2 separate regions of the Homo sapiens genome follow, and region 1 is linked to region 2. The links are chromatin loops, found by intact Hi-C in ENCODE. Cell type or tissue: Calu3. All regions are shown on one strand. Links, peaks and the distances in the headings refer to the core of each region. The heading gives the core; the rest is flanking DNA.

The links. Peaks named below come from ENCODE experiments on the same cell type or tissue, not always from the same donor. Only the 100,000 strongest peaks of a DNase experiment are listed, where the experiment ranks them.
Region 1: a loop joins it to region 2, with 18 times the contacts of the local background. A loop is called at or near these places in 4 of 110 quality-filtered maps.

The regions. Positions count from the first base shown.
Region 1 is chr15:97,238,655-97,254,624 of GRCh38, reverse strand. All of the region lies in intron 2 of LINC02253 (long intergenic non-protein coding RNA 2253), which reads right to left. Among named protein-coding and RNA genes, the nearest start is that of LINC02253, 12 kb to the right of the region's middle. In Calu3, for the core only: a CTCF peak has its summit at 8,647; DNase peaks (open chromatin) are centred at 7,534 and 8,654.
Region 2 is chr15:98,169,565-98,185,534 of GRCh38, reverse strand. No RefSeq gene overlaps it. Among named protein-coding and RNA genes, the nearest start is that of LINC01582, 89 kb to the right of the region's middle. RefSeq lists an enhancer at 6,116-7,315. In Calu3, for the core only: a CTCF peak has its summit at 7,396; a DNase peak (open chromatin) is centred at 7,364.

The DNA of each region.
Region 1 (15,970 bases), core at 4,686-12,685, 930 kb after region 2:
TTTACCATGTTGGCCAGGTCGGTCTCGAACTCCTGGCCTCAAGTGATCCACCAGCCTCGGCCTCCCAAAATGCAGGGATTACAGGCATGAGCCACTGCGCCCAGCCTAACATTACTCTTATACCTTCAAGGACCCACAGATTGTGGAGGAGGAAGTTCTGGAAAGTTAGATACTTGCCCATTGAAACTAATACTGGGGTAAAAAAAAGGAAAGGTACAGATGGAATTTTTTATATTCTGTCCACATGATATCCCACAAGTAAATGTGGTTATGGAATTCCTTTTTCAAAGCAATGGTTAATATCAAAAATGACTTTGAGCTCTGAAAAAATTCAAGATTAAAATGAAGATAATGCCAACATTTTTAAAAATAATACATTGCCTAAACACTAGACATCACTAATACATTATTTAATGCTAGAAAAAGAAAAATCTCCACGGAAAATTAAGCTTGACCATTTGAAATAAATAAAAGGATCTAAAATGGACATATAAGCCCTTGAAAAGATAATCTTCAATGGGAAAATAAACTCTTCTATATACAGAAGGCCACCTAAATGACTTGAGGCAGTAAAAATGAGTGGAAGAATATTCCCACAATATATTCATTCTACAAACTTCATTTTGACTATGGGATTGACTTGTAGATACCAGTGAAAGAAATTTGAGAAATGCAGAAAAATTTTCCAGTATTCAAGAATGAGTTTATGGCCATAGATTAGAGAAGTCAACTGACAGACTCCAGGGCCCTTTGCTATGTCAAAATAATGACAGCCATCTGATGCTGTGTCTTTTTTATTGACACAAAGGAGGAGTCTCTGAAAGCCTTTACATTAAATGCAGTCTTCTCAACAATGCCTTTCCGTATCACATTCTTTTGTCATACCCTCCCACACTAATTCTGTCCTTGGTTATGTGTCTTGTGCCAACAGAACAGAAGCAAATTTCATATAAACAGAGTCTTCAAAAGTAATTCTGCATCTCTACTCCTCTTGGTCTTCTGCAATTGTCACGCAGACAAATCTCGTCTATTTTTTTTTTTTTTTTTTTTTTTTGAGATAGAGTTTCGCTCTTGTTGCCCAGGCTGGAGTGCAATGGCACAACCTCAGCTCAACACAACCTCTGCCTCCCAGGTTCAAGCGACTCTGCCTCAGCCTCCCAAGCAGCTGGGACCATAGGCATGTACCACCACACACAGCTAATCTTGTATTTTTTTTTAGTAGAGACAGGGTTTCTCCATGTTGGTCAGGCTGGTCTCAAACTCCTATCCTCAGGTGATCTGCCCGCCTCGGCCTCCCAAAATGCTGGGATTACAGGCATGAGCCACCGCGCCTGGCCCAAATCTAGTCTATTTTGATGAAAGGATGTATTAGACAAGTGGAGAATTCTGAATCATTGCAGTTGAGGCCAACATAAGATAGCTGTCTCTGATGTGTCGCTGACCATGGACAAACTGAGCTCAAACGAGTACCTTCCAATTAGTAGAACTACCCAGCTTACCTGCAGACTCATGAGAAGTAATAAATGGTTGTTGTTTTAAGCCAACAAGGTTTTGTGTGGTTTGTTACAGCATTACTGTGCCAATAGATAGGAAATACAAATGCCAAAAGCAGTATTTTGTTCACAATGATCTAAAACATGATTTTGTAAATTCTAAAGATTCTAGAACAATGACAGTTTACAGTGAAGAGGTGTTTACAACACATAATCTCACCATTAAACAGATTCATTTACAATACCCAACCCCACAAACAATGACTTCCATTTTTAGGGATAATAGTGTCATTCCTCTAATTTGTTCTAAGCTGTCCTTAAGAACTTCAAAGTCTCAAGTCCTATTGACTCTCATTTCAGTATCCTTGGTTGTTCAGTTCCTTTTCTTTAAACTAACTGCTTTCAGATCCTAAACATCTCATTTCTGGTCTCTAAATAACCTCCAAATTGTAATCACTGAAACATTAGATATTACTAACACATTATTTAATGGTAGAAGAAGAAAAATCTTAAGGATTATACACATTAACCCTTATAAAGATAATCTTTAATGAGAAAAGAAACTTGTATATACAGAAGAACTCCTAAATTTCCACCTCAGTGTTACATTGAAATTTATCCTACATTATAGAATAGTTTTTCTACTATAATGGTATTGTCATGGTAATTCTATATGCAAAAACCATTGATGAGTCCCCATTTTTCTATAGGATTTAGACACATTTTGAAACAACTTGCATTTCTACAATTCTCTTCTCAAGACTTATACCCAAATCCAGAACTGTGATACAATCAAATAAAGCAAAACTGCATAGGAGCCAATGATGGTTTAGAGTCATCTGTCTCTCTATATTCCCTATCCAAACCATTTTTTACCTGTGTATTACCACCCAATCTGCCATACCACCCGTTATTAGTCCATTTTCATGCTGCTGATAAAGACATACCCAAGACTGGGTAATTTATACAGAAAAAAAGGGTTTAATGGACTTACAGTTCCACGTGGCTGGGGAGGCCTCACAATCATGGCAGAAGGCAAGGAGGAGCAATTCACATCTTACATGGATGGTGACAGGCAAAAAGAGAGCTTGTGCAGGGAAACTCCCATTTTTATAACCATCAGATCTCATGAGACCCGTTCACTATCAGGATAACAGCACAGGAAAGACCCACCCCCATGATTCAATCATCTCCCCCTGGGTCCCTCCCACAACATATGGGAATTATGAGAGCTACAAGATGAGATTTGGATTGGGACACAGAGCCAAACCATATCACCTCCTCCGCCCGGGTGTTCTCATTAGCATTTGTCTCAACCCCCAGGACACCTAGTTGATCCTGCTGCTTCTAATCTTACTCTAAATTCTATCTGTTTATAGGACTATGCTTGAGCCATCATGTTGTACAGATACAAAGGGCTACACTTACACTATACTGCACAGAACTAGTGTCCCCTGAAATTGTTTAATGATGGTGGTACTGAAATTCCCACTCTACCATGAAGTTTGTTTACATTCTTAACATTTTCCTGGAATTGTCATCTACACACTATGGCATATGTTTGACTTCATGTTTATGATGTCACTTAACAAATATCCTTTCTGATAGTAATTTTTTTGGCATCTCCCTGGTTCCTGCTTCCTCATTAGTTCTTTTAGGCCACTGCCCTCCCATCACCCTTGTCCAAAGTGTTTTCAAATCAACAAAAATATGTAATGCTTGAATTCGTTACTGAAAATGCAATTACTTATTGTATTGTGCTTATTTTCTAGAAGAGAAAGAGGTTTTAGGGTATCAAAAATTACTTCTCATTATGAGAGCTTTGGTGTGTAATAACTAGGTAGAAAACATGCTATAGGGGATGCCTAATAGTAGTTATGAAGGGACACTTGACTCTTTGCACACTTGGATCAGAGAAGCATGCTCTTGACCACCTGGAAGATATGGAAACATCCCCACCCCCCACTGAGAGATGAGACTCCCATGGGTGATGGTCTAATTACAAAATGGGCTGATTAGCTTTGGGTTGCCTTGCTATGAAATGCACCGTCGGTAAAAGCACCACACTGTCTTCTCCCGTAATATTTCCCTCCTTTTGGGGATCCAGGATCCAGTATAAAATGGCGCACTTAACTCTGGGGGTTTGTCTTTGCCTTCAGCTCTTTATTTGCTGCTTATTTGGCCCCAGAAATGCTTTCCTGGCCCTCTTCCTCCAAGGGCTCCACCCTGAAGCCAGTGATCCAATTAAGAAACTGGCAAATGAAAAATCTTGCAAATGCCAAATCTTCTACCTGTATGTGTTGTGTGTGTGTGTGGCATTTATATATAAAAGAGCTCTGATTAATTGGCTTAGAAAGATAAGCACTTAAATATTTTGTCACAAAAATAGAAACTTTAATGCCTTTTGTTCTCGTGACTTTAGTAATCTTTTGGAAATAAAGACACTTTTAAAGATTATTGGTAAATAAAAAGCCTTGAAAATGTAGACATTTGGTCTAAATTAAGGTCAGAGATCAGATTTGCTAAATGCTTTAAGGTCAAATTATTTCTTTGACTTTTGAAAATTGTTCGATTTACCTACTTTGGAGCATTAGATTATAGATAAGCCTGGGGACATATGGAGAGCCATCCCCTCTAGATATGCTAAAAAGAGTCAGACTTTATCTTCATTTCTGTCTGATTTCCTAGGCTCCATCCCTGGTACATAATTAAAATCACTTACTTATCAGGTTTTTCACTAAAAATAAAAGTTGCTAAGAGTTAACATTGTAACATGCAATTGAGACCACTGGAGAGACAATTTTACAAACAAGGTGTGTAGGGAATGTGTTTTTGGTAAAAGATTATAAGAAGGCATAGGAATATGGCTTTTGTTAAAGGGAATGTAATTTTGTCTAGTTCAGAGGGTTTTAAAGATTGTCTTAACCTAAAAGAGTAACGGAAGAAAACTGAAGGTTTAAGCAAAGTAAAAAGGATTTGTAAAAAGGATTGATCTGATAAAAAAATTCTGTGGGTATAAACAAATTGGCTAAAATTTAAAAGAAATTATTTAGCTTTTATCTGCAGATTAAAACATTAAGATAATGATGTTGTAAGGCCAGAATCTGGGCCCATGTGTCCGAAAAACAGGGTTTTCTTAGAAAATTGACCTGCTGTTTGATGGAAAATTGTAAAGGGATCTAAAAAGTGTATTGAAATCTTATGTTCAAACTAATTAAAACTGGACAGAGATACAAAATTTTATTTAAAAAACTAGCTTTTACGTTAAGGATGCACTAATGCAAACATGAAATTTGTTTTTCTCTTTTGAAGACGATTTTTGTGTAACATTAAAAGATAATGAAAGACTTTTGCTTTCTCTCCCATGGGTAAATGGCAGGGAAAAAAAGGAGGAGAGAGAAAAGACAAATTTAGCCTCATGCTACCTTTATTGGATGTTGCTTGGAAAGCTAAGTCTCCTCTACTAGAGTAAAGGTTTTCTTTTTTAAAGCTTATTTAGAGTTATCATTTTGGCCAAAATGAATGACTTAAGGTAACCTGGGATTCTATTTTGTGATATCAAGTGTTTTAAACCTTTGATATTTGACAAACTTTCCAAAATCAAATTATAAAGTATGTCTCTTTCTGGACTAATCTTTTAGATATTAGGTTCTCTAAAGTCCAAAAATGACATTTGGCTCATTTTGTATAGAAATCATACAGGAAGCACTGCCAAATATGAAATGGTGTTTGGCTTTCTTTGGGTTATATTTGTGTAAATGTGTTATAGGCGTATGTTCTGAAATTAAGTAAAACTCCTATAATTCTAATATGACTTAGTATATGTTATCTATCTGTAATAATTATAATTATTATGTTAAATGACTGTGTGCCACAGAGGTAAAAAATTTACTTGTCAACCATGTCTTTAACTGCAGCTGGCCTAAAAGTGTTTTTGTCATTCACAGACAATTGTTGTCTCATTTTCATCCTCTTTAAAAGATGGTTTTATAATCAGCTATAAAATTTAACAGGTGCTCTTAAATGCAGGATTCTGACTAATAACTCTGGAGATTGTGACATTAGAAGAGAGGGAAAACTTTCAAATAGAAGAGTGAATGGTGTTTGGTTTTCTTTGGACTGTATTTGTATAAATATTATATTATTAGTATGTGTTCCAAAATTTATGGGAAACTTCTATAATTCTGATATGATTTAATGTACATTATTAATAATAATTGTTATATAAAATTGTTGTATGCCACAGAAGTAACCAAAATTCCTAGTCACCTGTAGCTTTAATAGGGGCTATTTACTTGTCATCCACAGACATTTTGTCTTGTTTTGATCCTTTTCAAAAGGCAGTTTATAATCAGATATAGGACTGTGAGTGCAGGTCTCAGACAACTTTAAAAATTGTGCTATTTGAATAGAGGAAAAAATGAAACTTCTAGGAGTCTCATGGAGATCTGATGTGTTAAACGTTGCTGATCCTTTTGTTTTCAGAGTCAAGATAACTTATTTCTTTAAAGCTATTTGCAACTTTAACAAGTGAGTAAAATATACTCCTGTGAACAAAATTTGGAGCATATTTGTTCCCCTCTACCTGATTTCTCCAGAATTTGGAAACTATTTGTGAGTATTCTCAATTTATGGCAGTACAGTTAATTGCATAAGTGCAATAAGAATCTGTTTTCTTTTGTAACAGGATATAATTGGAGAAATTGGTTATTTTACCAAGGCTTTGACTGGAATGGCATGCCTCCTTTAAAGAATCAAAGTTGACTTATAGAGCCAATTAAAGCCCATTGGGGCATCTGGCCTCATACTTTGTCCGCATAGAGTACCTGTACAAGATACCTGTACAGGAACCTGTACAAGGTTCCTGACCTGTGGTAAGTAAAGAATGTCACTTTCTAACAGGCCCAGGAACCCCAAGTTACCTTGGGACCTCAAGAGGAGAGGAATTTGCCCAACTCATAGGTACTTGAGGGTACAGACCCATGGCTGGGCTCGGCTTTTAATAAGTGTTATCTGAGATTCTTCATGGAACAGAGTTCTAACAAAGCCAATTTAAAAAACCTAAGTAAAAAATAATTATTCTTGCTGCACTTTATGCAAATAATCAGGCCAAATACAGTAAGACTAAAGTTTCTTTTGTAAACAAATCAGTTCTATTGTGATTTGTTTTTAATAAAAATGGGGACTGGAGGGAGACAAAAGTATGCTTCAAAAGAAAAACTGAAGTACACTGTTGTTAACCGTTCTTAAGGTTTTTTCTGCAGTTTAGACTAAATTCTAAATTCATTGTGGGTTAGAAGTCTCCAAACTAATGTTTTCAAATCTTTGCTTTTAAAATTGGGAATTGTAGTCCTCATCCTAGGACTCGTTATTTATCTTATAAACATGCTGTTTACTTAAATATCATCCTGAAACATAAATAAAAGTATATTTTTACCACACAAGCCTTGCAAGCCCAGCCAAGCCTGCATAAATACACTCAGACAGTTGTGAAGCAGGTCTACTCTTCTCTCCTTGGGGTTCACTCCCATTCCCGCTATGTCCCCTGTAAGCAGGAAAAATCTAGAGTGATCAACAGCCTCTTCCCATCTTCATAGCCTACACCTAAAGATTAAGGTGTTATAAAACCCAAAGGGAGGGACCGAAAGCGCAATAGCAAAATGATGACTGAGACAGTGAGAGATCTAACTTAATTGACTCCATCTCGCTTCTAACCTCCAAACTGTCCTTGTTCATTCCTGGGCATAGGCTGCACTAACTTCGGGAGAAACATAGTTTATAGTTTAAACAAAGACGGTTAGAGTCCTTTCTCAAAGCAGACTTCCTTCTTGCCTGGGGACTAGATTGCCTTTGTAGGACTAACATTAGCCACAAGATTAGAAATTATAGTTCAGGAGTCATGCAGCTGGAGGCTACAAGATTCTGACCCTCCCTAAACTGCTTCTAAGATCAGTGCTTGAGATATTTGGCAGAGCCTGCACTTGATGGATCAGCTGGCACCTCCCAGATCAATAAACTGGCTCATCTGATCTTGTGGCTCCCACCCAGGAACTGACTCAGCGCAAGAAGACAGCTTTGACTCCCTAAGATTTCATCCCTGAACAATCAGCACTCCCGGCTCACCGGCTTCCCCCAATCCACCACGTAATCCTTAAAAACTCTGCTCCCCTAATGCTTGGGGAGATTGATTTGAGTATTTAAACAATTCTGGTCTCTCACACACACACAAAGAAAAAAAGAAAATCGAGGTTGCAAAGAATAAGTGACCTCTGGATATTTTTGTTCACTTCTAGTTCCTTATCATGTTTATTAAGATGTTATTTTAAATATAACTATAGCATTATTAAACTGGATATTTCCTCAGAAAAATATTTAATGTGAACTTAAGTGATACTTCTGAAGCAGTGGAATTCTGGTTTCTTTCACTATATTTGATACACTAAGATGAACATTTTCTCCATATTTACAGAAATAATCTGGTTTGTACTCAAACTACATTCTCAAAACAAAGCAGAATATAAAATGGATTTTTTAAATAAGTAAATGTGTAGTATTTTTTCAAGTTTCTATTTCAGGAATCTATTTCCAAATCCATTAATGAAGTGAATATATTTCTCTAAAAATATTTAAAATATTCCTATATAAATTGTAACCTGAAGCAACTAATCATCTTCTAATTTAGCTTAAAGAAAAAAATACAGGAATAGAAAACGTGTGTGTGTGTGTGTGTGTGTGTGTGTGTGTGTGTGTGTGTGATTTTTGGAAGGTTGTCCAAGAGACTGGTATTTTTTTCACCTGACTCAGAGTACTGATATAGAACCAAAATACTTTGGATAACTGGTAGCCACTTAGTACAAAAGAGAGTTCAGTGGCTTCTTGCAGTGCCAGAAGTGCCAGTACTTGTCACACTGTAGACAAAGGCCAAAACAGCTCACCACAATTGGGAAAAAGTATCCTGCTAATGACTTTTACAATGAGATGGAAAGAGAAGAATCGAATATATGTCCAATTTTTTAGCTTTTTAAGAGGCTACCTAAGGGACTGATTTTTGTCTCATGTGACTTAGGGCACTGATGAGGAGCTGTCATAGTTTGAATGCCTGGGGACTGCAAAGAACAAAAGAGAGCTTGGCATATAGTTCTGGAGAACCTGCAGTACCACAGACAGACACAAGAGAGAGCAAGAGCCCACAAACTCCTAAAAAAGAAACCAGCAAATCTCTCTAATCTGGAAATTACATGCACAAGCTCAGAGAAAATGCATTTCCATAACATGTTTGAGAGGCCCTCTGAATCTCTAGTCATGCTGACTGATGAAGGTATTCCCCTGTATGAAATCAGTCTGTAAAAACTCGAAGTGTTAGTTGTTTTTTCAAATAAAAAAATTACAACAAAAAATAAGAAGACACATGAAGAAACAGGAGAACATGACCCAATTAACGGAACAAACTAAATCTCTAGAAACTGACTCTAAAGAAATTGATATTTACAAACTATCTAAAAAAGAATTCAAAATCATTGCTTTACAGAAGCTCAGTGTGCTGCAAGAGAATGCCAGATAGACAACTAAATGAAATCAGAAAAACCACAAATGAGCAAAATGAGAATATGTACAGAGATAGAAACTACATGAGAAAAAGCGAAGTAATTTTAGAGCTGGAAAATAAAATAGGTGAATTGAAAAATTCACTACAGCAGATCAACAGCAGATCTCACAAAGCAAAAAAAAAAAAAAGTCAGTAAACTCTAACACAGGTCATTTGAAATTATCAAGTCATAATAATAAAAAGAAAAAAGAATGAAGAAAAGTAAAGAAAGTCTAATTGATGTACCAGCACCCACGAGCAGACCAATATACACATTATGTGAGAGTCTGAAAGAGAAGAGAGAAAGATTAGAGCAGAGAGTTTATTTGAAGAAATAATGGCCAAAATTATCTGAAATGTGAGGAAGAAAACAGACCACATTAAATTCAAGAAGCTCAAATAACTTTAACTAAGAAAAACCCAAATAGGTACAAATCAAGACACATTATATTCAGACTGACAAAAGTGAAAGGAGAGACTTGAAACTAGTAAGAGAAAAGCAACTCATCACATGAAAGGAGCTGCCATAAGATTATCAGTGGGTTTTTTAGCAGAGACTTTAGAGGCCGAAGTGAGTGGGACGATACATTCAAAAGGCAAAAATAAATAAAAATTGCAGCCAAACATAAAAACTGTATCTGTCAAAACTATCTTTCATAAACCAAAAAGAAATAACTTCCCAGATGAACAAAAGTGGAGGGAGTTCATCACTACCAGACCTACATAAAAACTACCAAAGACAGTCCTTGGCGTTGAACAAAAAGGACACTATGTAGCAACATAAAAGCACAGAAAAACATAAAGCTCTCTGGTAAAGCCAAATATAGAGATAAATACAGAATTCTATAATATTGTAATGGTGTTGCATACAGCACTTTTAATTCAAGTAAAAAATGTAAGCAATATAAGCATAACTACAACTGTAAAACAATGTTAATGAATACAAAATATTTTTTAAAATGTAATTTGTAACATCAGTAACAAGTATGTGGTAAGGAGATCTGAAAGAGTAGTTTTGTATATAATTGTAGCTAAGCGGTTCTCATTTTAAAATAGATTGCTACAATTCTCGATGTTGTATGGGATCCCCATGATAACTACAAAGAAGATACTTATAGAAGATGAACAAAATCAATTAAGAAAGAAATAAAAGCATGACACTACAAAGGATCAATGAACCCAAGGGAAGACAGCAAGAGAGAACAAGAGGGACCAAACTAATACCATACATACAGAAGACAATTAACAAAATGGAAATAATAATTCAGTAATTAAGTATAAATGGGTTAAACTCATCAATCAAAAGACACAGTGTAGCTAAATAAATTTTTAAAAAATCAAGATCCAACTATATGTTGTTTATAAAAGACTGACTTTAAATAAAAAAGACATGCATAGGTTGAAAACAAGAAGATGGAAGATTTTTCCATGCAAATTTTAATCAAAAGAGAGGAGGGTTGGCAATACTTATATCAGACAGAATAGGCCTTAAGTCAAAAACTATCACAAGAGACAAAGAAGTACAATATATTGTTATAAAGGTTTAATTCACCAGGAAGATATAACAATTGTAACTATATATGCACCTAATAGCAGAGCACTTATATATATGAAGCAAACATTGACAGAAATAGAGAGATATATAGACAGCAACATAATAATTGTAGGAAATTTTAATACCCTGTTTTCAATAAGAGATAGGCCAACCAGAGAGATCAACAAGAAAATAGACGACTTGAACAACACTATGAACAAATTAGACCAACAGACATATATAGAACACTAAACCCGAAGTTTGCAGAGGAAGGAAATAATGAAGAATAGAGCAGAAATAAACTCAACAAAGAATAGAAAAACAATTTAAAAATCCATAAAATGAAGTGTGTTCTTTGAAAAGTTTAACAAAACTGGCAGATTTTTAGCTGGACTACAAGTAGAGACCCAGTTAGCAAAAGTTAGAAATAAAAGAGGAAACATTACAACCAATGCAAAAGAAAGAAAAGGGATCATAAGAGACAACTATATGAACAATAGTAGGCCAACAAATTAAATAACATAGAATAAATGGATACATTTATAGAAACATACAACCAACCAAGACTGAATCATGAAGAGATAAAAATAAAAAATCTATAACTAATGAGATCGAACGAGTAATTTATCAGTAATAATAATAAAAATTCCCCCGCAAAGAAAAGCACAGGACCAAATGGCATCACTGTATTAAGCAAAGTTGAGGATACAAGTCACCATTCAAAAATCAATTACATTTCCATACATTAACAATGAATAATCTGAAAAGAAAATAATATTCATTTATAATAGTATCAAAAAGAAAAAATACTTAGGAAAAACTATAACCTAGAAGGTGAAGCACCTGTACACTAAAACTACAAAATATTGCCTAAAGAAAGTAAAGACAATATAAGTAAATAGAAAGACATCCTGTTTTCACGGATTGGAAGACTTCATATTCTTAAAATGCACATAGTACCCAAAGTCATCTACAGATTCAATGCAATCTCTGTGAAAATCCCAATGACATTTTTGCAGAAATAAAAAAAATGACTCCAAATAGCCAAAACAATCTTGAGAAAAATTTTAAAAACCTGGAGCCCTCGTATTTCCTAATTTCAAAACATATTACGTAGCTACTATAATCAATATAGTATGGTAATGGCATAAAGATAGACCAATAGGTCTATGAAACAAAACAGAAAAAAATGCTTTACAAAAACTGTTAACATTTATAATGAAATGATCTTTGACAAACTGCTAAGGCTTTGTAATGGAGAAGAATAGTCTCTTCAACAAATAGCTGTAGGAAAGTTAACGTATATTCGTAATGCTTGAGTTTGTTATTGAAAATGCAATTGCTTATTGTATTGTGCCTGTTTTCAAGAAGAAAATGGAGTTTATAAAGGATAAGTCAACTCTAGATATTTTTGTTCATGTCTAGTTTCTTAATGTGTTTATTAATTAATGTTATTTTAAATACAACTATAGTACTATTAAAGTAGATATTTACTCGGGGAATATTTAGTGTGAACTAAAGTGATACTTCTCAAGCAGTAGAACTCACTTGCAGAAGAATGAATTTGAACCCTACCTTACACCATATTCAACATTTATCTCAAAATGGATTAAAGGCCTCAAAACCTGAAACCATAAAACTCCTAGGGAAAAACAAAGTTGAAAAAAAAGTTTTGTAACATTGGATTTTGCAATGATTTCTTGGTTACCACATCAAAAGCACTAGCAAGAAGGCACAAATAGATAAATGATAGCACCAAACTTGAAAACTTCTGTGCAGCAAGCAAAACAATCAACAGAGTTAAAAGGCAACCGACAGAATGAGAGAAAATTTGCAAACCACATATCTGATAACGGATAAATCTCACAAGTACGCAAAAACTCCTATAACTCAACATCAAAAAACACCAATTAGTCAAATTTAAAAATTAGCACTAGACTTAATAGACAGTTTCCAAAGTAGATACACAAATGGCCAATGAGAATATAAAAAGATGTTCAATATCACTAGTCCTTAGGGAAATAAAAATCAAAACCACAAGAAAATTTTACCTTATACCTGTTAGCATGACCATTATGAAAACAAAACAAAATGGAAAACAACACAAGTATTGCTGAGGATGTGGAGAACTTAGAATTGTTTATTGTAATGTAAAATGCACTGTTGATTGTAATGTAAAATGATACGGTTGCTATGAAATACAGTATGGAGGTTCCTCAAAAAATTCAAAATAGAACTACCATATGATCCAACTACCCCATTATTGAGTATATATCCAAAGGAAATGAAATCTGTACATTAAAGAGATATCCACCTTCCCGTGTTTATTGCAGTACTATTCACAATAGCCAAGATATAGAGACAACACAAGTGCCCATTGATGAATAAATGGATAAAGAAAATGTGGTACATACACACAAAGGAATACAATTCAACAACAACAAAAAATAATGAAATTCTGCCATTGGCAACAACATGGATGAACTTGAAGGACATTATGCTAAGTATAATATGCCAGGCACAGAAAAACAAATACTGCATGATCTTTCTCATATGTGGACTCGAAAATAGTTGATCTCATAGAAACAGAGTGTAATTATAGTTATCAGAGACTGGGGATTTAGAGCACACGGGAGGATGGGAAGATGTATGTATTTGTTACTTGGATAGATTTAACCATTCCATAATGTATAAATACTTCAAAACATCATGTGGCTCACAACAAAAAATACAATGTTATCTGTCAATTTTTTAAATTAAAATATTTATAAACCTTTAGAAGATAAATTTAAAAGAAATTTAAAAATAAAAAGAAAAATCAACTGGTATTCAAAGCTTTCCAAACATACTTGAAAATGAAAAGTTGGTTGATGATAAAAATATTAATATTTTGCTTAATGATAGTGCATTATAGGGAAATATTGACATATGGTAATACACTTATTACAGACAGGAAAATCAGAATCTGAAAGCCCCATACCAACATTTTCAATGATTTGGAGAAAAGGTTGTCAAGAACATAAAGAAAATGAGAAAACTCACTGTAAATGGTTTAAAATTTTAATTCAAGAGATAGATTACGTATAGCATTTACTTATTAGCAATTCCTTTTGTGGCAAATAGTTCATAAAGAAATATTTAACTTATTTCTTCAAAGAAAAATGACAATGTAAGAAATCATTTGAGTGTACAAATCTTCCATTTTGATTGTGGTATTTCTAACTCTCAGTTTTTGGAGTATTCAACTGGTATATTATTATATATAACCTGCCATTCTTGCATATGTATTTTCTTTCAATTGTCTTGATCAATACAGGGAAAAATGCTATATAAATAGGGCAATTGAGCTTTATTAGTGTTTGAGGAAAAAAAATTCATCCATGTATAATTTTTGTTTATTTAGAACATTTTTTTAAAAGAAGTGAATGAAAGGAGCTATTTTTAAAGGTCATAATGAATGTTGTAGATGAATCATAGGTACACCTATTTAGCTCTCAAAAGCACAGGGATTCAGGAACAATATTTTTCCACAGTCTTCCTTGGCAAAGGAAGAAAATGAAAAGCATGAAATACAAGATCTGATCTGGGATTTTCATCTGTAATTTATTTAACAAATTTCCAAAGGCTATGATTACACAGAATAAGTAGTTGTGACAACTGTTTTTGGAGTCAGATCTAGATTCATATTCCAGAATTAACTCTTACTAGCTGTGTGAGTTTCAGTACGGACTTCAATCTTCTGTATCTCAGTTTTCTCATATATATCACGGGGTTAATAAGTTGGCATGTTTTATACAACAGTTATAAGAATTACATAAGATAAACAGTTAAATGTTTAATACAGTTCCTGGTGCATGATTAAATCTGTTAGCTATTATTAATGTTATATTATCAAAACAGAAGGGACAGGGAAGTCTTCGTAAACCACATCCTTAACCAGCATGTGGCTGAGAGTAGTTAAGGGCAACGGATCTGGGTCAGACTGCTTGAGTTTGACACTTACTAACCCTATCCAGCCCCAACTAAGCCTAACTCTAATTAACTCCATCTTACTCTAACTTACCTAGTTGTAAGATCTTGGCATACTATTAGTATTTAACCTATGACTCAGTTTTCTTATTAGGAAAACAAGCATAATTGATAGCACTTGTTCTGAGATTGTTATGAGAATGACATGTGCAGATAGGTTGAAGGTGCTTGGAACAGTCCCTGACACATGTGACTACTCTATACACATCCACCTTTTATCATTCCTTGAGCATCTACAGGTTTCACTACAGCTCAGTATCTGATAACATCATTAGAATAACAACCATTGCTGCACTTCTATACTCTTGGAAGCTCTTAAAAATCTACATGGACAAGTGCAATATTTAGAAAAATTATTTTCTGGGGAAAAGTCTGGAACCTTCAGAATCCACAGCTGCAAATATTAATTAAGAGCAACACATGTCTGAGCTCCCCAAGGCAGCCTTAGTTTTTACTTGGGCTCACAACTCCTGTTTTCCTCTCGTGAGGTGCCATATGTGCTCAAAAACCTTTGAGAGATTTTGCTTAGTGATCTACACCAGCTTCTTTTCTTTGTTCTCTTTAATACTCAGCAAGATTAAAATATCAGCCCAGTACTCCATAGAACCTGTAGAGTGCAGGTTACTTCCAACCACAGTGTTTGGACTAATTCCAGTATAACATCATTGCAAAGCGCATGCTTGCTGACTATGTAAACCAAGAAGGGAGTGTATAGTGTTTGTTTTGACAAGTTTGGCCCCACAGGGTTTGAGAATATGCTACTCTTGCTGTCTCAACCTTGGAAATTGGAACTATCATTAAAATAATAGTAAAAAATCATCTCCCCTTGCAAAGAGCTTCGGTGGCTTTTCCTTGCCTACAGGATCAAGTCTATCTTACCTAGCCTTTAAGGGCTCCCGTCCATTAGCTCTAATCACCTATCCTCTTGGCCACAGTGTTTGTTACAACGTGTCTATAAGCTTTTTCTCACAGAGTTCTATAACAAAATTAAAATTGAGGTCCAATTAGATCGAGAAACATATTCTAAGCTTCTCTAAGTATTCATACTGTACTTAACATAATAAAGGCTCTGAGAAGTCCTGCATTAAAGAAACTGGCCTGATTTCAGTTAATTCGAACTTATCCAACCAAATGAAGTGAACAACCAACCCAACCCCAAAGCAACTTTTGCCATTTGAGGCACAACCAACTGGAGAGACACTGTCGTAAAAGAAAAAATTATTCAATGAGACTAATTTATTTTCTCTTTCCAAATAACGTATGCCCCCACCCCTATTTCCTGAGTGTGTGCCTGTGCGTGTCTGTGTGTATGCGTGTGCATGAGTTTTC
Region 2 (15,970 bases), core at 2,570-10,569:
CTCCCTTCCAAAGAATATGTTATGAAAAGAGGGAAAAAATGAGAGTGGGGAAACCTGAAAACTCTGCCTCAAGGCCAGCATCCATGGTGATAAGCCATGCTGATAGTGCGTACCCTTGATATGATGTCATGAGAATGGGATTTTACCTCTGTGCTCTTCTTCCACAAAACAAATAACCTCTATCTAATCGTGAGGAAAATAGCAGAAGCATTCCAACAGAGGGACATTCTACAACACCCCTGACCAGTACTCTTCAAAACTGTCAAAGTCATAAGAAATAAGGAAAGTCTTGAGACACTGTCATAGCCCAGAGGACCTGAAGGAGACATAACAGCTAAATGAAATGTGGTGTCCTGGATGGGATCCTAGACCAGAAAATAGACACTAGGTAAAAATGAAGGAAATTAGCATGAAGGATTGACCTTAATTGATCATTATGTATCCATATTGGTTAATTAATGATGACAACTGTGCCCTACCAACAGAAAACATTAACAATAGGGGTAACTGTGGATAGGGTGCATGGGAACTCTTCGTACTATCTGAAGTTTTTCTTTAAATTAAAGCTATTTTATAATTAAAAATATATTTTTAAAAAGGCAATTGAGCCTAGAGGCTTGCTTTATTAATTTATTTTCAAGACTCAAATTAAAAGCTATAATTATGAATATAAAACTATTGGGAAATAAAGAATTTAATATATAGCCCTTGATTATATTCTGTTGACAGTCCAGGGGAAGAGATGGCAGCAAGGGGGATGTGTAAAATGAAAGGGAAGTCAAAGGTCTTATAGAGAAGACAGGAGTATGAGACTGAGACCAATTCAGGGGCACAGAGGGAAAGAGATATGCCAATCACAAATGCAAAATCTAAACAGGCATTGGACACGGGCTCAGACACCGATTCCAACATGTAAAAGAGTAACATAAAAAGCTATAGAAAATGCAATGTGGAGGCAGCATTATTTCCATTTTGTGTCTACTCTGTTCGTGCTACTCAAGCCCAGGTTCCCACTGAGGTTATTTTTTTTTTAATTTTTTTTTTAGACAGAGTCTCCCTCTATCACCCAGGCTGGAATGCAGTGGTGCGATCTCGGCTCACTGCAACCTCCACCTCCCAGGCTCAAGCGATTTTCCTCCCTCAGTCTCCTGAGTAGCTGGGATTACAGGCATGCGCCACCACACCTGGCTAATTTTTGTATTTTTAGTAGAGATGGGGTTTCACCATGTTGGCCAGGCTGGTCTCAAACTCCTGGCCTCAAGTGGTCCACCTGCTTTGGCTTCACAAAGTACTGGGATTATAGGCGTGAGCCACCACACCCAGCCGCTCCATGACATTTCATAGCTGTAGTCAAAATCCTTACTGGCCATGAAGCTGAGGGTTGTTGTTCCAGTGGCCAGAAGTTTTCTAATTCTGCATTGCATAAGCCCTTTACAAATAATGCTTTATAGAATAATTTAAACATTCATTTGAATAAACACAACTTACAACAACTTTATAACAAAAACAATAATAAAACTGGAATCTCAACTGTTGTCTAACAAAATTAAAGGGAAATAAGAAATGAGCACTCTCATGCTACAAGAACAGACTACTGAAAACCTCAGCTTATGCACATAGTATTTTAAAGTTGGAAGGGACCTTAGCTGTAATATTTAGCTTGCAGTCTTGGTAGTGTCAGGAACATATGTTAAATTGGAATACCGGGTGCCTGAGTGTTTCAATGCCTCTGGGCTCCCTTCACCTTTCATTAGGAACAAGGTAGCACACTTTTCATTATCTGCCGGGGCCTCAGTACGACTAGAACTAGTAACAGACAAAAATGTCAACAGGCTTGCATTTGAATTTGTCTTTTTAGGCAGTGGTTTTATAGATTAATCATTGAAAATGACTCTTGCTTATCTATGACATGTGCTCTCAAAATATTTTGTATTTGAACACTTTCATGGATGCTATTTAGTTTGTATTTTTCTTTTTTTCTGAGAAAAGAAACATATGCCCTTCCTATGACATTTCTATGAATTTTCAGCTGCTAAATCATACTGTTGAATGGAATAACTTTTTTCTAAATATTTTTCTAAGCGTGCTTTAACTTCCCTTCTCTTTGGATCAATTCCTGGCTTGTTACATAGCATTGATGCCAAGTACTTATTTTATTTTATTCTAAGTTAGTTTCTCTATGTTTTGGATTCTATGTTTTCTTTCATTCTCTCTGGGAATGTTTTATTTTCTTTGAGTATACTATATTTTCAAGTAATTTTAAAAGCTTTTGTGTTTTCTGCATGCCTAAAAATTTTATTTCACTCATTCCTGACTGATAGTTTGAATAGATATAGAATTCTGGTTTAAACTAACGTTCTTTCATAACTGTTAAGACATGACTTCATTATTTTATAGCAGTTAATTTTCCGATAAATCTGATGCCAATCTGATTCTAGTGTCTTTATAAATATATGTTTCCATCTCTCTTATATATTGAAGACAGTTTCTTTATTCTGGGATTCTAGATTTCTTTACACTTTTTCATTTATCCTGCTTAGCATTAGATGGACTCTTCCAATTAGAAAGTTCAAGTTTCTTTGATAATTTTGTAGGTTTTGATGAATTTTTTCTCTCTAACTTTAAAAGAGGTGGCTATTAATCTTCATGGATGGATCTTCTATTTTGTTTCTTTTCCTTTTCTTTATCTTTGGACCCATTTTATGAAGATTTCTTAGAGTTTATATTCTAATCCTACATTTATTTTGTTATATTCAGTCATGATATTTTTAATTTTCAAGAACTCACTTAATCCCTGAATGTTTCTGCTTTTGTTTCATAGATTCAAGAAGTTTGGTTGTTTTTCCCTGGGGATACTAACAGCTCTCTTCTGTTTCCTGAAATCTTCCCCTTGGGGTTAAATGCTGGACATTTGTTCATCTTAGCTCTTCTCTTTCACGCTAATTGCTTTGTTTATAGACCCTCTGATTCTTGGCCATCCGTTCAAATTTATAAATAAAAAAACATGCTGGTGAGCACAGTCCTCTGGCTTGGCTTTCCTGTGATACTGAACATTTCTATTCCTGTACACAGGTGTCTTTTTCTGTTCAGGCTGCCTTTAAAAAATGCCCTACACTGGGTAATTTATAAACAACAGGATATATTGCTCACAGTTCTAGAGGCTGGGAAGTCTAAGATCAAAGTCAGCTGATTTGGTGTCTGGTGAAGGCTTGTTCATCATAGATGGCACCTTCTTGCTGTGTCTTCAGATAGTGGAAGGAGTGAACAGGCTTCCTCAGCCTCTTTCATAGGACAGGGCTCTCATGGCCTAATCACCTCCCAAAGGCATTACCTCTTAATACTATTGCATTGAAGATTAGGTTTCATTATAGGAATGTTGGGAGGATACAAACATTCGGGTCATAGCAACAGGTCAATATGACAAAAGAACAGCTTCTCTTGGGGTATGTGGGGTTGAAGGAGGAGACACATTCTTCCAAACACCCTCCATGCTGCAAAATGGGGAGCTTTGCAGCAGAGACGCATCGCCCATCCCAGGAACAATCATTCTCTCCTGGTCACTCACTCACTTGCTATTAGGGTACAGTCCCCTGGTATTAGTCTGGAAGTCATGAACCCTGATTCCAGTGGCCCAGAAATTGAGCAGGAAAGTCTCAGTGTTTGAGGGGGGCACTGAACCACCAGCCCCTGCCCATGTGCCCCTTTTCTCTCCTGTTCCTTGAGTTTCCATTCCAGGAAAAGTGGCTTTAACCTCTCCTCTAGTCTTTCCATGTGCCAATTAGGACAACAGCATTTTCCACTGTAAATTTTGTTTTATCAATATCTAATTTAATTAATTTAATTTCTGTTCTCCAGATTTTTAAAAAACTTAACTTATTTATGTTATGCTGACCTCCCTATTGTTCCACCCTTATTTTCTTTTTCTTTTCTTCTTCTTTTTTTTTTTTTAGACTGAGTTTTGCTCTTGTCACCCAGGCTGGAGTGGTGCAATGGCACGATCTCGGCTCACTTTAACATCTGCCTCCTGGGTTCAAAGATTCTCCTGCCTCAGCCTCCCAAGTAGCTGGGATTACAAGCATGCACCACCACACCTAGCTAATTTTTTATATTTTTAGTAGAGATGGGGTTTCACCGTGTGGGCCAGGCTGATATCGAACTCCTCAGCCTACCAAAGTGCTAGGATTATAGGCATGAGCCACCACACCTGGCCCACTCTTAACAGTCTTGGATAAATTTCCTTCCCTACATCTATACTGTATTTTCAATGGAAGATTTCGAGGAAGAGAATGTAAATGGGTGTGTTCAATCCACCATCTGGAACCAGAAACCCTTTTAATTCATTCTTAGTAGTACAGTTATCATTAAAGCATATGACTCTCCTTGGCCTATGACTGAGAAAATGAAACATGGGTGAACTGGATACTTTAGTTAAGAGAAAATTCTTACTGTACAGTGGTTAAAAGAGTATGTTTAATTCCAGGTCCACCACTCCCTAAGCTAAGTGTTTCCTAAAAGTTTCTGCCTCTCTTTCCTTATTCACACAATCATGAATAACAGTACCTCCCTCAAGGGATGGTGTGAGGGTTGTAAGAAGGCCTAGTGCCTGGCACAAAGCAAACTCTCAACAGATGCTCACTCTGTAAGTGTCTTCTCCACTGGGATTCTGCTGTAGTTTTGTTGAAAATGTGCAGCGTTTTCTGATAGAAAGGTTGTTTATATCCCTTTTGATATTCTTCCAATAAATAATCATACAGCGCTAATATGAAAAATGGTATAATAGGTTGGACACAGTGGCTCACACCTGTAATCCCAGCACTTTGGGAGGCAGAGGTGGAAGGAATGTGTGAAGCAGGAGTTTGGTACCATCCTGAGCAACACAGTGAAACCTCGTCTCTACAAAAAATTTAAAAAAAAATTATCTAGGTGCAGTGACATGCTCCTGTAGTCCCAGCTAGTCAGGAGGCTGAGGTGGAAGGATCCCTTGAGCCCAGGAATAAAAGGGTGCAGTGAGTGATGATTGTGCCACTGCACTCCAGCCTGGGCAACAGAGTGAGACTCTGTCTCTAAAGAAAAGGTATAATAAGTCACTGAGATAGAAGTGAAGCAAGAGCAAGGCTGGAAGGAACCTTAGAGCCTATCATATGCACACACCTCATTTCACCCTTGGAGCAAGGGCTAGTAGGTGGTGAGCAGTGGAGCCCTAGTCCATATCTAGGTCACCTGATGCTCATGGGCTCTTCCAGGGCACCTCCTGTTTGGCAGGCATTTTTTGGGTGCCCTCTCAACAGAAAGGTACTTCTACTATCTCTGCTTTATGGAGAGAAAGCTTAGGCTCAGAGTTGAGTGGAGTGGAGAAGCCCCCTCTGTGGGGCTGGGTTCCAAAGTTAGCATACAAAGCAAAAACTCCATGTAGTCCAGTCAGCCGAAATTCCTTCATGGAGTTGCTGCTTTGGAGACCAACATATAGGTTGCCCATAACACAACATATTTGCTCTCTCAACTTGGAATAAACCATTATTTCTTCAACTGAGCTCCAGATAAAGCAATTGACTACTTTCAATTAGAAGGGCACGACCTACGAAAAACCCTGAGATCTGTGCAGAGGACGACAGAGTCCCATTTCCATCTCCTTCTTCCTCTGGGACGATCGCTTCCTAAGTGTACTGATGGGCAGCATTTCCTTCCATTTTTAAATTCTTTCTTTTCCTTTCACAGAGGCCTTGAGTTGAACTTGTGAAGTTCAACTAGCCTAGGATGCAACCACGACGTTATTTGAAGGAACCACAGGCCGGGCGCGGTGGCTCATGCCTGTAATTCTAGCACTTTGGGAGGCTGAGGAGGGTGGATCGCTCGAGGTCAGGAGTTTGAGACCAGCTTGGGCAAGATGATAAAACCCTGTCTCTACTAAAATACAAGAAATTAGTTGGGTGTGGTGGCATGCACCTGTAATCCCAGCTACTGGGGAGGCTGAGGCAGGAGAATCACTTGATCCTGGGAGGCGGAGGTTGCAGTGAGCCGAGATTGCACCACTGTACTCCAGCCTGGGTGACAGAGCGAGACTCCATCTCAAAAAAAAAAAAAAAAAAAGAAAGAAAGAAAGAAAGAACCACATGGCTGATGTGGGGAGAGTTGGGTTGCACCCTAAGCCAAGGACAATCCTTTTTCATGGATTCTTTCCTACTGTCCCGACACAGTCCTCTAGTTCATCACGCCAGGCTGATTTAGTTCAGCTTGACATGCAACACACGAGACTTCTGTTTTCTAGAATAAATCTCCAGACATTTTATGAACCAATAATGTCCAAAGAGTACATGGGCTCTTTTGCGGCTTGGTAATTACCACTGACCTCTTTCCTGGACCCTTCTCCATAAAGAGGCCACCTCCTTGGGGCAGCTCCGCCCTCCCCTTTTCTCCAAGGCCGTAGGTGGAACAAGTAAGTTCCTAATTAGCCAGCCCGCGCAGGGAAGCTTGGTGTCAGGTTTTCAGGTCAGCCTTTGATGCAGGGGTAACCAGGGGAAGTGACGCATCAACTTTGATTAAAGAGCTATGATGAACCAAGATAAAAATTGACATTTAATTTCTCTCAGACTCGACTAATCTTGCAGACCAAAATTAAAGGTGAATTGTCTTCTCTTTTGGTTTGTGGGGTGAGGAATAGACTCACAGAAGTGATAAACTTGACAAAAATTTGCTATAATTTTGTTCTCAAATCATTGCTATTTAATTAAACAAAGCCTCCCGTCATGAATTTGTGGAGATGCAAAGTCTCCTACTTTTTTCAACCAAATCTGTAATATTCTTCCAGCACTCAGAAACACTCAAAGTCCGTTCACCCCAGCTGCCAGCTGGGGAACTCCATCCAAGAAGGATCCTAACCACTTCGTAAGCATCTCATTTACTGCCATGCTTACCTCCCTCTAAGCCAGTGGAAAGATGATCCGTGAAGCTTAAAAACAAACAAACAAACAAAAACCCATTCAACAGCAACACATTTAGAATAACAATATGTTCTGAAAACCACCACAACATGTGTGATTTTTTTTTCTAATTAAACTGACACCCCACTTTGAAAAAAAAACAAAAGAAAGAAGGGAAAACAGCTTCAAGTGATAATTGTCTTTTCTTTGATTGTCAAAAGTGATATAAAAAAAGGAAAAAAGTAACTTACCAGTTAGTAAACTAGAACACTATTAATTATTCTTGGAACATACACCACATTGACCTGAAAGTTTCCAAGGTGGAGTGATTTACAACAGCAGTGAATCCTCTCGTTCTATTGCGAATGGTCCTCAGACAGAGCTCGCTCAGGAAGAGGACTGACGAGGAGGCTTTCCCGGAGAAGTAGCAGAAGTAGCAGGCTTTTATCAGTAGATGGGGGTAGAGCAACACAGATGGAGCCTTGGTGTGCAGCTAGTCCTGAAAGTTTGTCCGTGAAGGTATGTGCACAAGCTTCATTGGGCACTATAGCAGGGAAGAATGCAAAGACAGAGGTTGAGATCAGATAACATAATCTTTCAAGTCCGCGTCACACTGGAGTACATGAGATCACAGGCAAATTCAAAAAACGATTTCCTGCCAAGCTCTACATTTCATTTTGCAAGCCTTTATTTAGGTAGGAAATGATACAATTATTATTTTTAGTTTTATTTCTCACTATTCTATTATGAACCCTTTCTTTTTCCATTCTTTCTCTTGTCTTATTCTTTGCTTCTTTTCTATAGTCTACAATTCCTTCTGTAGCCATCACATCTCTTTTTTGAATGGGGTGAAGTATAACTGAATACATTTTTTAAAGCTGTAAATGTTCTTGTAGAGTGTAGGGTTATGACAACTTTTCTCTAAAGTATGGAAGGAAAGGAAGTCATAGGCTTTCTTGTACAACTTGTCTATTTCCTTTAGAAGGAAATTAGATACATTGAATAGGCATGGAGGCTGAAATATATTCTAGTACTGGCTTGGTAGATAAAATATATTCTAGCATGGATATTGCATAATAGAAGCAATAACAAAATCTACAATAAAGTCAAATGTTGAGCTTGATCATGTGCCTCATCTGCTGGCATATTTGTGAATATTCGAGAGTTAAATGATTGATTGATTGATCATTTATTTCCAAATCCCCATTCCTCACTTCCATTGCCTCCTCCCACTCTTCCCTTACAGCAACCATGCTAAGATATTATATATATATAATAAATATAATATACAATATCCTATATATATCTGTTTATTAGCATGTATTGCTGAAAAATGTATATGTATTGTTTGTTTGTGGGTATGCTTTCTAATTTGCATAAACAGTATTCGGCTGTTGATCTCATTCTGTTTCTTTTTCTTCCCCACTCAGTATGAGTGCCTTAAAGATCTATTCATGTTGCTGCATGTGCCTCCTGTCTCTTGCTTCCAGTGGTGGCAGAGTATTTTATCCCACACATGATGCTTTCCGACTCCCACAAGAGTAGCCACCTAGACTGTCTCTGGTTCTCCAGATCCCAAACAGTGCGGTGGGAAGATTCTTACCCATATCTCCTTGAGCATTTGTGGGAGGTTCTTGGTGATCTGAACCTGACCACCAGATTCCTGTGTCATAGGACATAGGTGTGGCGAATCTGATGGCTCTCCATGATGACCACACCACTTTATATTCCCACCGGCAGAGCCTGATCCTCTCTCCATGTCCCAGACTTGGTGTTGTCTAAAGAACAAGGACATTCTCTCCATTTGTCAGATCTTCTTTTAGATTTCTTGTTAGAGTTTAAAAATATTATTTCTATTTAAAAATAGTAATTTTGTGTATTCCTTTAGTCAATTCCCAGATATTTTATAATGTTTGTAGCTATCATGACTTTCGTAAAGTTGTATCTTCTAGTTGTGTATTGCTTGTGTGGAAAAATGCTGTTAATTTTTTTGTGTGATTTTGTATTTCGCTTTCTTCCTGAACAATACTAGTGATCCTAATAGTCTATCTGTTGATTCTGTTGTATTTTATTCATAAGGAATATGTTGCCTGGAGATAATGACAGTTTGCCTTTTTGTCCTAACATCCTTCTCGTTTATGTATCATTTTTTAAAACATATGCTAGGACCTCTAGTACCATAAGCAATAGTAGTAATAATAATTCTTGTCTTATTTTTAATTTTAAAAAGTCCAGTTTTTCCATTAATTATAATGTTTGCTATAGGCTTTGGTACATACTTTTTGTCAATTCAAGGAAGTTTCTTTCCTTTCTATTTATAGTGTACTAAAATGCGTGTTCTGTATCTATTGAGATGATCACATGACTCTTCTCCTTCAGTCTATTAATGTGGTACATTACATGCATAGATTTCCCAGATGTTGATCTGCTCTTACATTCCTGGGAAGGATGTTGTTTTGATGACAGCAAAGCTGAATGACTCTTAGAAGAGGCCCTCAGGGTTAAATTTCTCTGACATACTGTGCCAGCGTATTCTGCAAATTATATACACGTATATCTTATACATATTTACTTATTCAATTAATGTTTTTCAAGTACTCTGTATTATACCCTGGACCAGATATGGGGATACGTTTTCCATTTCACCAATATTCAGAGAAAAATTTGGCCTTAAAGTAGTCAGTGGTTTCCCATGGCCATTAAACAAGACCATGGAGAAGCAACAAGGCCACTGTTGATTTTTGTCTTTGTCATGAAAGGCCTATTGTCGCTTCTGTCTGTCATTTGGGGGCTGCGTGGGACACAGGTATTAGGAGCTGAATAAACCCCTGTGCATCTGACTTGGGCTTCCACCTAGTTTCACAACTGATAGTATGTGGATTTGCTTGATTCATTAAGATTTTTAAAATACAGTCTTTACTTGTTTATTGCTGTGTTGCTTTCATCATCTTGACACAGTCATAAACCAATTAGAATGATAAACAAGCACTTGGTAAAATAAGTGTTTTGAAATCCCAACTGACAATGACTGAAACAAGGAAAATATAACTCATTCCCCTATGATTTTGTTGTGAGAAAAGCTCTAAACTTAATACGAACTACATACTTGAAGGAAGCAGGGTTGCATCCTGAAAGAGATTCCAACTTGGAATATGAGCATTGAGTTGTAGATACAGATTGTGCAGTAACTAAGTGCACACACAGAAGTATCAGATTGCATATTGTCAGGGTGGTCTTCATCCTGAAAATAGGTTTGGGAGGAAATAATAACTTAGGGTACCTGAGATGAAGTAATTGGATTTTCTGATTTCTCCTCTCACCTAATTGGATGTGCAAATGATCTGTCTGCACAATGAGCTCATGCCCATGGCTGTTCTTGCCTGCATTTATATGCGGCGAGTGTGTGCATGTGTATGAATTTACACCAAATCATACAGGCTTTATTCTCCTGCAGTGAGATCTCAGCACCCCAGAACAAAAAGAAAAATGGCTTCTTAATCATGATGGTCTTTGTAACATTCCCTTGCAGTTTTCTGGTAGTTTTATTTGACCTGTCATAAAAGCAGAGGACAGAGATGAGGCAGTGTGTATTAAAGTGGGGATGTCACAGGAGCCTTTGCTGTGAACTGGTGTATGCGCTGCACTCAGCAGGGGCCACTTCCTTATGTATAACTGTAATATTTTTCCTGTGTGTGTTTCCCACATCCAGCATTTCAGGCATTGATTTCATTTCAGCCACTCTCCCATTGTGAGGCTGCTAAGTATAGGCTAGACTCTGATCTTATGGGAAAAATCTCTCTATGGTCCAGAATCCATTTAGGGATTAGCCTCTCAACAAATGTCATTCCAGATTTCTATGTAAACTCAACTAAACTAAAGAATAAGTTTGCCTTATTGATCTGTGCTTATTCTTTCCTTTTCCACTTTACGATGGCTGCAGCTTTGGGAAGATCTAACCAAGCCTGAAGGGCAAGGGTGAGGGGAGTCAGAGAGGCTTCTTGGAAATGCAAGCTTCTATCTGAGTATTAGAGGTGGAACCGGGGTTGGTCTAGGAAGAAGGAGAAAAGGTGCTGCAGGCAGAGAAGATAACAAGGTCAAAGGCTTAAAGATGTGACAGCAGGTGGCACCTGGGAGACATGAAGGCAGCAGCACAACAGACAGATGGGAGGCGGGGGAATGTAGGAGAAATGGGGCAGGCATATCATGACCTCAGCATAAGCTTTTATCCTCATTGCCTCGGGAAGCCATGGCAGTGCCTTAAGCCCTGTCCCTGTCTTCATATGCCCTTTTGCTCTCATAGCTTTTTGTCCTGTGGATCTTCTGATTGGCTTCTCTCTTTATAGCAAGTTAACATAAAGTCAATTCCTCCTTAAAAAAGAAGCATCTGGGCTGGGCACGGTGGCTCATGTCTGTAATTCCAGCACTTTGGGAGACCGAGGAGTGCGGATCACTTCATGTCAGGAGTTCGAGACCAGCCTGGCCAACATGGCGAAATCCTGTCTCTACTAAAAATACAAAAATTAACTGGGCTTGTTGGAGAGTACCTGTAATCCCAGCTACTCAGGAGGCTGAGGCAGGAGAATTGTTTGAACCCAGGAGGAGGAGGTTGCAGTGAGCTGAGATCATGCCACTGTACTCCAGCCTGGATGATAGCGCAAGACTCTGTCTCAAAAAAAAAAAAAAAAAAGCATGCAATAGCATGCAACAGTAGCCTTAAATGCATTATTAAAGTAATAAATACCACTGTGATCCTCAAGTTAATAACTTACTAAAGGTACAGGATTTTAAAACCCTCAGGCTGTTGGTTTTCAATTGAATTCTTGACACCAGCAGTTATGGTGACAGTGTCACACCATGAGAGGGTCACTAAAGAGTTAACCCTGTGAGAAAGGCGGCAGCTTTTACCTTCGAACTTTATGCTAATTTAATTCTTCTACCTAAGTACTCAGAGTATACTCACGGTGGTGGCACCAACTTTTGGTTTGTTTGAGTTTTTATCGCTTATAGAGTGTGGTAATATGATGGCAAAAGCATTGAATTACAAACAGCATTAGGTTCTTTGGAAAAAGACAATAGGGAAAGAGAAACCAATATTTACCGAACACCTACTATGTGCCAGGTGCTGCAGGGTCACTTTCTACACATTATCTCATTTAATAGTCACTGCGGTCTTGTGAGGAATTGGGTTATCTTCCCTCATTTCTGGCTTAGGAAACTGAGAGGTAAGGGACTTGCTTAACTTTAAACGATGAAGAGACACACAGTCTGTTTCCAAAGTGTGCACTCGTTCTCTCACACTAAGCTGAATGACACTGGTGTGCTTTTTGGTTTCTTTTTCTAATTTGTTCCAGACCAATTTTGAAAACGATACACATCTTATAAAATACACACACACGCGCACACACACACACACACACACACACACTGCACTCTGGACACTTGTAGAGAGTCCCCCCACCCCCCCAGTCTTCAGTTGTGATTTGTCAGAATATATGTGTGAGGAGAGTGCATGGGGCTTTGGAAAGAGAAACCCAAAATGCTCATTGGAGGCCAGAATCCTGTCCTATTCATCTTTGTCTCCCTAGAGCCTAGCTGGGCGCCTGTCACCTAGTGGCTGGGAATGTTTGTTGAAAGTTTGAGAGGAAGCAGGAGAGAAGGAAGGAGAAAGAGTAAAAACAGAGAGGGTGGAAGCAACAGAAAGAGGGAAAAGGAGAAAATTAGGAAAGTGTGAGACCCAGGAAAGTTAGAAGAGAGGAAGATAATTAAAACAAACAAACAAACAAACAAACAAACAAAACTACAGCCTGTAAGAAGACCACTGCAGCTGAGCACTTGGTGAGACACTTCTTGCTGCCTGGCGGAGCTGAAATCAGATGCCTGACATCATCCATGAGACAAGACCAGAACATCTGGACGAGATGGAGTAACGCAGGCTTCATTGATTCTCTCACCTCAAAAAAGAAAGAGAAAATATATGAAATAATGGTTTTCAAGATATTGGGCATTAGGCAATGAAGGGCAGTGGTCTCTGAGAGAAAGGATGAATCTAGGTGAATTGTCCCTAGCTCGTGGCCTGGAGAGAGTTTCTGGGCTGTAGTGCGGGGAGAGGAAATCCAAGGAGTGCCCAGAGACCTCCCTGAGATGAGGAGAGAGAAATAGCATAGGTAATAAAATTACTAGACCAGGATATTTAAAGTTATTTTAATGTATTCTGTATATTCAACAGGCTACAAGAAACACTGAACATACTAAGTAAAGACATAGAATACATAAAAAGGCCCACAGTGTCCAAGGTGAAAAATGCACTGGTTGGGATAACCATTAGAAGAAACGATTTGTGAGCTTGAAGACTTAGCAATAATAACTGTCTAAAATGAAATGGAAAAAAAAAACCCTGGAAAAAAACCCAGTTAACTTTGGGGCAACTTCACATGGTATAATAATCAAGTAATTGAAGAGGAGGAAGGAGAGATGACAGCAAAGATACTGGAATAAACAACGGCCCCAAAATTTCCAAATTTCATGAAAATTGTAAACCCACAAGTCAAGAATCTAGGCAAACTATAAACAAAAGAGACATACAGAAAATTACACCAAAGTGCATCATAATCAAATTGTTCAAAACCAGTGATAAAGAAAAATTCTAAAAGCAGCCAGATATTTTAAAAAAACACATTAGGTAGGTACAGAAAAACAAAGATAGAAATAACAGATTTCTCATCAGAAAGAATGCACATCAGAGGACAGTGGAAAATATTTTTAAAGTACTGATAGACCATCCTGTCAAGCTAGCAAAATATCTTTCAAAAACAAAGATACAATTTAAAAAATTTAGACATGGAAACACTAAAATAATTCATCACTAGCAGAACTTCATTACAAGAAATATTAAAGATTATCATTCAGTCAGAAGAAAAATGATCCCTGATGGAAATATGGATCCACACGAAGGAATGAAGAAGCTCCAGAAATGGTAACTATGGGGACAAATTTAAAAAGGTTTTTATCATTGAAATATCTTTAAAAGATATTTGACCATTAAAAAATGACCCATCTATTGTGGAGTTCATAACATGTGTAGAAATAAATGTATGGCAAAATAGTACAAATGGAGAATGGAAGAATACAATTTTAAAGGAAATGGAAGAATACAATCTTAAAGTTCTTACACACTAGTGACACAAAAAAATGGAAAAAGATATACCATGCTAACATTCACTTGACAAAAAAAGTAGAGTGGCTACATTAATGTTAGACAAAGTAGGTTTCAGAGCAAAAATATATTATTACAGATAAAAGATTGTTTCATAATAATAAAATGGTTAATCTATGAAAGGGCCAACTTTCTTAAATATCTGCGTGCCTAATAACAGAGTTTCAAAATAGAGTCATGCATTGTCTAATGATGGGAATATGTTCTGAGAAATGCACTGTTAGGCGATTTTATTTCATCATTGTGTGAATATCCTACAGTACAATTACACAAACTAGACGGTATAGACTACTACACGTTCAGGCTATATGGTATAGCCTATTGTCCGTAGGCTACAAAGCTGTATGTCATGTTACTGTCCTGAATACTGAAGGCAATTAGAACACAATAGTAAGTATTTGTGTATCTAGAGATATCTGAATATGGAACAGGCACAGAAAACATATGGTACGGTATAAAAGATAAAAAGTGGTACACCTGTCTAGGGCACTTACCATGAATGGAGCTTGCAGGACTGGAATTTGCTCTGGGCAGTCAGTGAGTGGTGAGTGAATGTGAAGGCCTAGGACATTACTACACCCTACTGTAGACTTTAGAAACACTGTACACTTGGGCTACACTAAATTTACTACAAATACTTTTCTTTCTTTAACAACAAATTCATGTTAGCTTACTGTCACTTATTTATAAACTTTTAACTTTTTAAATACTTTTTGACACTTTTGTAAAAACACTTAAAACACATTGTACAGCTGTACCAAAATATTTTCTTTCTTAATATCCTTATTCTATAAGATTTTTTTCTATTATTATTATTATTGTTATTTTTTACCTTAAAACTTTTCTGTTGGCCAGGTGCGGTGGCTCATGCCTGTAATCCCAGCACTTTGGGAGGCCGAGGAGGGTGGATCACCTGAGGTCAGGAGTTCGAGACCAGCCTGGCCAATGTGGTGAAACCCAATCTCTACTAAAAATACAAAAATTAGCTGGGCGTGGTGGTGAATGCCTGTAATCCCAGCTACAGGCAGCGACAGGAGAATCACTTGAACCTAGGAGGCGGAGGTTGCAATGAGCCGAGATTGTGCCATTGCACTCCAGCTTGGGCGACAAGAGCAAAACTCCACCTCAAAAACAAACAAACAAACAAACAAACAAAAAAACAAAAACCCACCTTTTTTGTTAAAAACTAAGACACAAACACACACATACACATTAGTCTATGCCTACCCAGGGTCAGGATTATCCATATCACTGTCTTCCATCTCTACATTTTGTCCCACTGGAAGTCGTCAAGGGCAATAACAGGTATGGAGCTATCAGCTCCTATAGTAACAGTGCTTTCTTCTGGAAAACCTCCTAAGGAACCTCTCTGAGATTGTTTTAGAGTTAGCTTTTGCCTTTTTTTTTTTTTTTTTTTTTTTTTTAGTAGCAGGAGTACACTGTAAAATATAAGGTATCGTATAGTAAATACATAAACTAGTAACATAGCCGTTTATTATCATTAGGAAGAATACTTGTATGTGCTAGGCTTCTATATGACTAGCAACGTGGTAGGTTTGTTTACACCAGTGCCACCACAAACACGTGAGTGATGTGTTGCACTCTGACAATGGCTACGGCGTCACTCGGTGATAGGAATTTTTTAGCTCCGTTATAGTCTTATGTGGTCTGTTGTTGACCAAAATGTTATATGGCACATGACTGTACATGAAGACAAAGCCACTAGAAGCCTGCTTCCTAGGGCCATGGGCAGAACTGTACTGAACTGGATGCTGGTGTGGTACACCGTGGCCTTCTCTGGGGGCACCATGAGAACTTGTTGGACCTCATGCTGGATTTC